Regions from separate parts of the Homo sapiens genome. Here region 1 is linked to region 2. A link is a loop called in an ENCODE intact Hi-C map of the cell type or tissue named here. Cell type or tissue: PC-9. All regions are shown on one strand. Each heading gives the region's core, and the rest is flanking DNA. Links, peaks and the distances in the headings are about the cores only.

What was found. A loop is a pair of places that touch in the nucleus more often than their neighbours do. Peaks named below come from ENCODE experiments on the same cell type or tissue, not always from the same donor. Only the 100,000 strongest peaks of a DNase experiment are listed, where the experiment ranks them.
Region 1: it touches region 2 in a loop (5-fold over the local background); 1 of 110 quality-filtered maps calls a loop at or near these places.

What each region holds. Positions count from the first base shown.
Region 1 is chr10:24,759,728-24,765,111 of GRCh38, forward strand. All of the region lies in intron 2 of LOC105376456 (a long non-coding RNA gene), which reads right to left. Among named protein-coding and RNA genes, the nearest start is that of ARHGAP21, 39 kb to the left of the region's middle. RefSeq lists a silencer at 2,620-2,820 and an enhancer at 3,110-3,662. In PC-9, for the core only: no CTCF peak of the experiment used is centred there; DNase peaks (open chromatin) are centred at 2,664 and 3,394; H3K27ac peaks cover 711 bases.
Region 2 is chr10:24,812,324-24,817,707 of GRCh38, forward strand. No RefSeq gene overlaps it. Among named protein-coding and RNA genes, the nearest start is that of ARHGAP21, 91 kb to the left of the region's middle. In PC-9, for the core only: no CTCF peak of the experiment used is centred there; a DNase peak (open chromatin) is centred at 2,748; H3K27ac peaks cover 2,229 bases.

The DNA.
Region 1 (5,384 bases), core at 113-5,112, 53 kb before region 2:
GATGAGATTAACATTTGAATTGGTAAACTGAATAAATCAGACTGCCCTCTCCAATGTGAGTGGCCATTATCCAATCTGTTGAAGGCCTGAATAGAACAAAAAGGCTGGGTAATAGAAAACTCCTTCTGCTTGACTGCATTCAAGCTGTGACATTGTTTTTTTCCCTGCCTTCGGACTTGAATTGAAACATGTACTCTTCCTGTGTCTTAAGCCTGTTTGGCTTTGGGACTGGAACTCCATACACCATTGGCTCTCCTGGGTCTCCAGCTTGCTGACGGCCAACTTTGGGACTTGTCAGCCTCCATAATTGCATAAGCCAATTCCTTATAATAAATCTTTTTTTGTACACATCCTATTTGATGTGGTTTGGCTCTGTGTCCCCACTCAAATCTCATGTCAAATTGTAATTCCCAGTGTTGGTGGAGGGGCCTGGCGGGAGGTGATTGGATCATGGGGATGGTTTCTAATGGTTTAGCATCATCCTCCAGTGCTGTCTCATGATGGAGTTCTTACGAGATCTGGTTGTTTGAAAGTGTCTAGCACTTCCCCCTTCACTCTCTCTCTTCCTCCTGCTCTGGCCATGTAAGATGTGCCGGTTTCCCCTTTGCCTTCTGCCATGATTGTAAGTTTCCTGAGGCCTCCCCAGCCATGCCTCCTGTACAGCCTGTAGAACTATGAGTCAATTAAACCTCTTTTCTTCATAAATTACCCAGTCTCATGTAGTTCTTTATAGCCGTGTGGGAATGGACTAATACACTATTGGTTCTGTTTCTCTGAGGAACCCTGACTGATACAGCACCCCTATTGGGATTCTTCCAGTTTTGACCCTCTGCCTTTGAAACTTTATGCATGGAGTCTATACCTGCAATATACTACCACCAGCCTTCCAGAGCACTACTTTCTGCCCAATCAGTCTTTGGTTGTTACCTCTGAATTGTAAAAACTGATAATGAAATTGGCTAACATTAATAGGAACATATTCTGACTCAAAGATTATGCTAAGGATTTTACATCTACTGTCCTAGTTAATGTAACAATATAGAAAGATATGGGGGGATGGGAGAGTGAGGTGAAGAATAAGAAGAAAGAATCAGGCTGGGCACAGTGGCTCACACCTTTAATCCCAATACCTTGGGAGGCTGAGGAGGGAGGATCACTTGAGGCCAGCAGTTCAGGACCAGCCTGGGCAGCATAGCAAGACCTCATCTCTAAAAACAGTTAGCCAGGCATCCAAGATCAGGTGCTGGCAGAAAAAAAAAAAAAGAAGAAGAAGAATAATCAGTGAATCAGTGCTGTGGCTGCCACATAATTTGGGATCTATGAGCAATATACTCTCTGCCCAATATTCCAATTGCTGCAGAATCTCTGAATGCAAGAATAACAGGGCTGATAAAAAAAAGTGCTCCTACATCTTTTCAGGCGAGTTAGGTATACTGTGAAGCAATGTCTGAGTGATTTTCTCAGTCAAGTTAGACCGTAAGCTCTGTAAAGGCCAATAGCATGATGGTATTTGTCCACTGTGTATTCCTAGTACCTAGCAAGGTACTTGGCACAGAATAAGTGTTCAAAATTTCCCATTAATGTTTGCCAAATCTAATTTTCAGTTAATAAAGACTCACCCCAGATTCTGATAAGTTGTATATGTCTTAATTTTCCTTGTGTTAATTTTTCTTCTTTTTTTCTGTAGTTTCATAGCTATTTTAGTGGACAATTGGGAGACACTTTATATACGTTTAAACCAGAAGTCACTTTAATGAGTTTTAAACATTGTGTCAAAGCTCAGGAATGGCTCTACTAAAAGTCAATAATCGTATATATTTCATAAATTGAATTAGTTGATTAATGCATAAGAGTTGAAAATATCAAAGAGAAATATTATTTTATGACCCTGAGTAAATATTTCCATTGCTCGGAACCCTTTTCCTTATCTGTACAATGAAGAAAATTACAGACACCCTAAGGTTTGTTATATATATGTGCATAGGGGTGAAGGGACTAACATAATGTATGTAAAACTGCTTTGCAAATGTGAAATCCTAGATATTTTGTTTTATTTTATTTTATTTTATTTTTTGAGACAAAGTCTTGCTCTGTCGCCCAGGCTGGAGTGCAATGGTGCGATCTCAGCTCACTGCAACCTCTGCCTCCCGAGTTCAAGTGATTCTCAAGCCTCAGCCTCCCAAGAAGCTGGGATTACAGGCACATGCCATCACACCCGGCTAATTTTTGCATTTTTAGTAGAGATGGGGTTTCACCACGGTAGTGTCTAACTCCTGTCCTCAAACAATCCACCCGCCTTGGCCTCCCAAAGTGCTGGGATTACAGGCATGAGCCACCGCGCCTAGTCAAAAGCCTATATATTTTAGATGTTTTGGTTGTTATCTTTATTGTTTTCTGCCTTGTGTGCTAATCTACATATATCTTTTTTAAAAAAAAAAAACTCCAACCACATATTTCACTCTGTCACTGCCAGAAGCAACAGTACAGTATTATACTCTCCAATTTCTCTACCAGATTCAAGGGTTATGGCCTCTTTGGCAGGGAGAGAGTTACTGTCAGGAAAATCTTACTGTTGGATCCAGGACAAACCATTAAACAGTTGCATAAGTCTTTGTCAGCTTGGAGTTGTTGTTCTGCAGGTGTTTTGCTATGTTGACACAGCTCATGTTTGCCCTGTTTTACTTATTGCTCTTTCTTTTGGAGGAAATCATAGAGAAAACAGGACTCAAACCACAAACGGAAACAGTTTATCTGTTTAGCTGTTGAACTCCCCGGGAAAGAAGAAAGAAATCAGTTAAGAGATGCATGAGTGAATCTTTTTAAAAATCCATCTTCAAAACACACCAGAGAGAGTAATGAAAGTGATTGATTGATTAGAGGCATTTGCACCAGAGAGACACAAATGCCTCTAATTGAGGCATTAAGGTTAATAATTGTGAAAGTCCCGTCATGCTGAAGGCTCTGCAGAAGGGACGCAGGTAAGTAAAACAAGCCTCTGCCCTCATGGAGCTTCTTGCTCAACAGAGAAAAAGAGCAGGCAAGTGACTCTAACATACAGCAAACCGTAAAAATGTGGCCGTCATCCTCGTGACACCCCCCATTTCAGCAGATCTTAATAATTATTCATAATCAATTATATTTACAGATCTTGTTTCTAAACACACGTGAAAATCTTGTATATTTTATTCTAAACATATGTGAAAATCTTGTTCTCAAATACAGCATTTAATGAGGCCAATGAACAAGCTTTCAGAGAATAATATATTGTTGTCTAGGAAGAAAGGAAGGTTTTGGAAAATACAAGTGACCTGTCCCTGTGCCTTGCTGATGGCCACTGAAAAGGCTGAGCATATAGGAAATAGTCTTCATTCTAATGTGAAAGGCAAATTTGTGTCCCGTGGAATGAGAGGTATGCATGGTATGAGAACAGGACCCAGGGTCATTGCAGGGCTCACAGTTGTAAGGCATATTTCATGAGTTATATTCCTCCACATGGATCATTGCTTGTTAGTTATCACATTCATTACTTCTATTAGATCAGTCCTAGGGTGTTTAATTATTCCTGTAATTTTCATTTGTTCTTCCCTTTCTTCATCATTCTCTGTCTTTGGTATTGTGGAATTTCATTTCAGTCTCGAAGTCCATTTGATCTCATCCAAGTGCTAGTTCAGGAGCATTTGTGTTCTGTTTTCTCAGAGTCTTTGTACATAGCTCAGCAATTCTTATATTTCTTAAAACTTTTATCTGTTGGATGAAGTAAAGGCTCAGAACTATATATGATTTTTATAAACACCTACATTCTAAGTCTGAATAGATTATGTGTATTTGATATTTTACAGAGTAAAAATTTGAAGATTACTTTTACACAATTAAATACTTGTTTATAGCTTACAAACAAGCTGTATAAACTATTAATCATGATCTATCACCTGACAAGGCTAATATTTATCTAACGTTTCTTTTCTTTTCTTTCTTTTTTTCTTTCTTTTCTTTTTTTTTTTGAGACAGGGTTTTTTTTTTTTTTTTTTTTGAGACAGCCTGTCACCCAGGCTGGAGTGCAGTGTCATGATCTCAGTTTACTGCAACCTCCGCCTCCTGGGCTCAAGTGATCCTCCCACCTCAGCCTCCTGAGTAGCTGGGACTACAGGCATGCACCATCACATCTGGCTAATTTTTGTATTTTTTGTAGAGATGGGGTGTATTAGTCTGTTTTCATACTGCTGATAAAGACATACCCTAGACTGGGAAGAAAAAGAGGTTTAATTGGACTTACACTTCCACATGGCCAATGAGGCTTCACAATCATGGCAGGAGGTGAAAGGCACTTCTTACATGGTAGTGGCAGGAGGAAATGAGGAAGAAGCAAAAGCGGAAACCCCTGATAAACCCATCAGATCTCGTGAGACTTATTCACTATCATGAGAATAGCATGGGAAAGACTGGCCCCCATGATTCAATTACCTTCCCCTGGGTCCCTCCCATAACACAGGGGAACTCTGGGAGATAAATTCAAGTTGAGATTTGGGTGGGGACACAGCCAAACCATCTCATCCCACCCCGGCCCCTCCAAATCTCATGTCCTCACATTTCAAAACCAACCATGCCTTCCCAACAGTCCCCCAAAGTCTTATTTCAGCATTAACCCAAAGTCCACAGTCCAAAGTCTCATCTGAGACAAGGCAAGTCCTTTCTGCCTATGAGTCTGTAAAATCAAAAGCAAGCTAGTTACTTCCTAGATACAATGGGGGTACAGGTATTGGGTAAATACAGCTGCTCCAAGTGGGAGAAATTGGCCAAAACAAAAGGGTTACAGGCCCCATGCAAGTCCAAAATCCAGTGGGGAAGTCAAATTTTAAAGCTCCAAAAAATGATCTCCTTTGACTCCAGGTCACGCTGATGTAAGAGGTGGGTTCCCATGGTCTTGGGCAGCCCTGCCCCTGTGGCTTTGTAGGGTACAGCCTCCCTCCTGGCTGCTTTCATGGGCTGGCATTGAGTGTCTGTGGCTTTTCCAGGTGCATGGTGCAAGCTGTCAGTGGACAATGGTAAATGGTACCAATTTACCATTCTGGGGTCTGGAGGACAGTGGCCCTCTTCTCACAGCTCCAGTAGGCAATGTCCCAGTAGGGAGTCTGCGTGGGGCCTCTGACCTGATATTTCGCTTCTACACTTCCCTAGCAGAGGTTCTTCATGAAGGCCCCACCCCTGCAGCAAACTTCTGCCTGGGCATCAGGGGTTTCCATATATCTTCTGAAATCTAGGCAGAGGTTCCCAAACCTCAATTCTTGACTTCTGTGCATGCACAGGCTCAACACCACATGGAAGCTGCCAAGGCTTGGGACTTCCAACCTCTAAAGCCACAGCCCAAGCTGTACATTGACCCCTTT
Region 2 (5,384 bases), core at 256-5,255:
GCAAGCGGCTGAGGGTTTTCTTTTCCCCTCCTGCAAAGCAAGATATAATTAAAACCATGTATATTTTTAATGCCTAGATAAAACAGTGTGGTAAAAATACTGTCGAGGTGTTAGAAGCTATTTCAATTTTTAGTCTTTCTGACACTAACTGCTCGTGATTCACCATCGCTGCTAAAAATACTGGCAGGCGGCAGCCTGAGCTTCTCTGCTTCCCAGCAGGTAGACTGGCTCTAACGTGAGCTTACCTCCCTGTCCTGCCAGAGCTTCCATCCTCATGTAGGTAAGAGTACTACTGGGAATTGGCTTGACAGCCTATAATAATAATAATTGGCTGGGCGTGGTGGCTCATGCCTGTAATCCCAGCACTTTGGGAGGCCGAGATGGGCGGATCGCCTGAGGTCAGGAATTCGAGACCAGCCTGGCCAACATGGTGAAACCCCGTCTCTACTAAAAATACAAAAAATTCGCTGGGCATGGTGGTGGGCGCTTGTAATCCCAGCTACTTGGGAGGCTAAGCCAGGAGAATTACTTGAACCTGGGAGGCGGAGGTTGCAGTGAGCCAAGATTGTGCCACTGCACTCCAGCTTGGGCGACAGAGCAAGACTCTCTCATAAAAAAAATAATAATAATTAATAAAGCCCTAATAATAATCAAGATGATGATGATAGCTAACATCTACTGAGTGCTTACTAAGTAGCCAGTCTGGGTCTAATTGCCTGAATCCTCATAAGAACCCTATGAGGTAGGGATCATTATTCATCTTGGGTGAGGAACCGAGGCATTGAGAGATTAAGCAACTTGCCCAAGCTCACAACTATTCATCCTTTTCAATATATACCCGGGTTCCGGGTGCAGTGGCTCACACCTGTAGTCCTAGCACTTCGGGAGGCCAAAGCGGGTAGAATGCCTGAGGATAGGAGTTTGAGACCAGCCTGGGCAATGTGGCAAAAATCATGTTGATTTAAGAGCCAATAGTAATAATAATTAATAAAGCCCTAATAATAATAAAGATGATGATGATAGCTAACATCTACTGAGCATTCTACTGGACCACAATTGTGCACCACCATACCCAGCTAATTTTAAAATTTTTTGTAGAGATGTGGGTCTTGCTATGTTGCTTAGGCTGGTCTCGAACTCCTTACTCCAGTGATCTTCTTGTCTTGGCCTCATGAAGTGCTGGGATTATAGGCATGAGTCTCCGTGCTTGGCCTTTCTCCTCATTTTATAATTGAGAGGCATGTGGGCAGGAGTGAAGTGTCCCGGCTAATACCACTCAGGTAGTTCAAGACAGAGCCAGGACTAAAATCAAAGTCTGCTCTTTCTACCTGTATAAAAGAAGAAACTCAGTTAGAACCATTTATTACATACTTACTGAAAACTGAATTAATATCTATACTAATAAGTGTCCTGGCAGGGATTTGATAGGAAAGAAATAGAATGTATGATTTTATGATTTCTACCATCCCAAGGCTTGTGATTTTCCTGAGGACACACAGGATGCATAAATACAAGCCTTGATGGACATAATCTTACCTTGGCAATCCAGCACACACGTAAGAACAGAGGGAATGTGACTTCCAGGATCACCTGCTTAGGATGGTGATAATCCAGGAGGAGATAGACAGGAGGAGTGTGAATTGGTACAGAGAAAGTAAAAAGCATTTGTGAGACGAAGTAGCAAACAGAAGCCATATCTGCTCATTTCTGCTTGCCAGCATAATTTCACCAAGCACCTGGCTCTGTGGTGACGTGCAGATCTCTGGAGGGATGCTTTAAAGACAAAACAGGACAGAGCATATGGCCGTCTGTGTCTCTTACTTGGGTCACCATATTCCTTAAAGATAAATGACCCTTGTCCTTGTCTTTCCTTAAACATAAGATAACTTTTTTTTTTTTTCATTTTGAGACAGAGTCTTACTCTGTTGCCCATGCTGGAGTGCAGTAGCTTGATCTCGGCTCGCTGCAACCTCTCCTGGGTTCAAGCGATTCTTCTGCCTCAGCCTCCTGAGTACCTGGGATTACAGGCACACAACACCACACCCGGCTAATTTTTTTTGTATATTTTTAGTAGAGACGGGGGTTTCACCATGTTGGCCAGGCGGGTCTCGAACTCCTGACCTCAAGTGATCCACCCACCTCAGCTTCCCAGAGTGCTGGGATTGTAGGCCACTGTGACTGGCCAACATAAGATAACTTCTGATGAGTTTAGTGACTATGTTTTTGTAATCTATAACTAGATGGACTCTTATACCTCAACCTTGTTGTGATTCTGCTTCAAAGTAATTACTTTTAATAGCAAAAACCACAATTACATTTGCACCAATATAATAACTTCTGAGTACGTTGGATGTGATCTGTCATCATAAACTCCCCCCTCCTGTATATAAGCTGTGAGCTAAAACACTGGTTGGGAGATTTCTGACAAAATCTCCTCTCTGAAAGACTCCTCCAGAGCTATAGGCCTCAGTCCACAGTCCTCAGTAAGACTTCTGAATAAAACTAACTTTAATTCATTAAAAACTTGTTTTTTCTTTTCTTTCGTCCACACATTCAATGTGGAAATACGATTTGTGCAGAAGGACAAAGAAGCCACGAGTGAAAGCCAGGAGCATAGTTGCAAACAGGTTTGTTTGGCTGGCACAGAGATGATGTATCAAGTCATGAGAAAGGACTTCATGAACAGTGACCAACTTTAAAAATATTCCTGGGGCGGGCACGGTGAGCCGAGATTGCGCCACTGCACTCTGTCCTGGGCAAAAGAGCGAGACTCCGTCTCAAAAAAAAAAAAATATTCCTGTCATACCTTGAGGTAGCTAGCTGTTTGACATTTGAGACACAGAGGCAGGATGTGGTGACTCACTCCTGTAATCTCAGCTCTTTGGGAGGCTGAGGTGGGAGCAAGTCCTGAGTCCAGGAGTTTGAGAAAAGCCTGAACAACATAGCGAGACCCTGTCTTTACAAAAAAATAAACCAAATTAGCCAGGTGTGGTGGCACGCACCTGTAGTCCCAGCTACTCGGGAGGCTGAGGTGGGAGGACTGCCTGAACCTAGGAAGTCAAGGCTGTAGTGAGCTGTGATTATGCCACTGCCCTCCAGCTTGGGTGACAGAGTGAGACCGTGTCTCAAAAAAACCAAAAGCCTAGGTGTGGTGGCTCACACCTGTAATCTCAGAACTTTGGGAGGCAGAGACAGGTGGATCACTTGAGGTCAGGAGTTCAAGATCAGCCTGGTCAACATGGTGAAACCCCGTCTCTACTAAAAATACAAAAATTAGCTGGGCATGGTGGTGCACGCCTGTAGTTCCAGTACTCGGGAGGCTGAGGCAGGAGAATCACTTGGACCTGGGAGGCAGAGGTTGCAGTGAGCTGAGATTGCACCACTGCACTCCAGCCTGGATGACAGAGTGAGACTCCGTCTCAAAACAGCAACAACGAAACCAGACATTTGAGACACTGAAGACTGCCATAGTTTGATAGCTAAGGGACAAACCCAATTATAGGCAAAACAGTGAAATTACCTGCGTGGTTTCCCAGCAGGCCCCATGAGCAACCATTAGTGATCTCAATGGTGTTAATGGAGCTACATAAATCAGTCAAGAACAGTGATGGAACTTCTTACTGTAGTCCAGGTGCAGTGCTGGGCTCCGGGATAGGATGAACAAGATGGACCCAGCCCTGCCCTGAATGTGTGTTCTTTGTAGGTACAGTTCCAGCAAGAAACCAGCTCTCTTTATGTCGTTGAAAAGTAGGGAAGTGTAGCAGTTCTCAGGAGCCGTAAATAATGAATACGTGTTTCACGGCTGTTTAAATGAGTGAATAAAATCGCTGTGCTCATTCTGTCCTGTCACTGTCTCATGCAGTGAAATGGGCATCTTAACCACAGCTTAAAGGGAGCTGAAGACAGCAGGGAGGACTCAGGCCATCCAGCCTGGGATACCCTGCCCGCACATTTCTGTACCAAGAGCCGGTCAACTTCAAAATCAGTCTATGAGAGACCTAGTCATTACAACACACAAGGTTTCCTTCCTTCCTTTCTTTTTTTTTCTTTTTCTGAGACACGGTCTTGTTCTATAGCCCAGGCTGGAGTGCAGTGGTGTGATCATGGTTCATTGTAGCCACAAACTCCTAGGTTCAAGTGACCCTCCTGCCTCAGCCTCCCAAGTAGCTGGCACTACAGGTGCATGCCATCATACCAGGGTTTTTTTTTTAAATTTTTTTATTTTTTTAGATATGGGGTCTTGCTACATCGTCCAGGCTGAATACAAGGTTTTCCGAACAAGCTTCAGACTAGAATCAGAAGGCTCTGGGCTAGTGGAGAGGGCGTACAGGGAGAGTCAGGAGAAAGTCGGTCTGGTGGATGGTCAGCAGATGATGAATCAGTTTTGGCTTTGCCAAGTTATTTAACCTTTCTGAGCCTTAATTTACTCATCTGGAAAATGGGGAAAATACAGAGCAGGTTCTGGAGGCAGGCAAGCTAAAATTTTAATCACTTTTAGCAATTTGACCCTGAGAAACTACTTTCAGCTTCCCTTCGCCTGTTTCCACTTGTGTAAAATGAGAGTGATTATGATCTATCTCAGGGCTATAAGAATGAAATATGATAATACATGTTAAGTGTTTAAGACTGTGTCTGGTGCATGGTGTTTAATAAATGTCAGCAGTATGTATACTAGGATGGGTCTGAGGATTGGAGAAACGGATGCAAAGCACCTAACATCCTGCCTGACACATAATGGGTGGCTGATAAGCATCAGCTATCATGCGACTTTGAGCAACCCGATAAATATTTTTTAAACAAATGCCCACAGGAGGAATGTGTCTTTTTCATCTTTGACTCTCTGCCACTTAGAGGTATTAGTTTCTTATTGCCGCTGCAACAAAATAGCACACATTTAGTGACTGAAAACAACACAAGTTTATTACGATATCTCTGGAAGTCAGAAATCCAAAACGGCCTTCATTAGGCTAAAGTCAAAGTGTCAGCAGAACTGCTTTCCTTTTAAAGGCTGCAGGGGAGACCCTTTCCCTGCTTTTTCCAGGTTCCAGAGACTTCTTGCATTTCTTGGCTCATGTCCGCTTCTTCCGTCTTCACAGCCAGCAGTGAAGCATCTTCAAATTTCTGTCTATGACTCTGACCTCACTTCTGCCATCTCATCTCCTTCTCTGAGTCTAACTCTCCTTCTCTCTCTCTCTCTCTATTTATTTATTTTTTGAGATGGAGTTTCGCTCTTGTTGCCCAGGCTGGAGTGCAATAGCGCGATCTCAGCTCACTGCAACCTCCGCCTTCCCGGGTTCAAGCAATTCTCCTGCCTCAGCCTCCTGCGTAGCTGGGATTACAGGAATGTGCCACCACACCCGGGTTCCTCCTTCTCTTATAAGGAG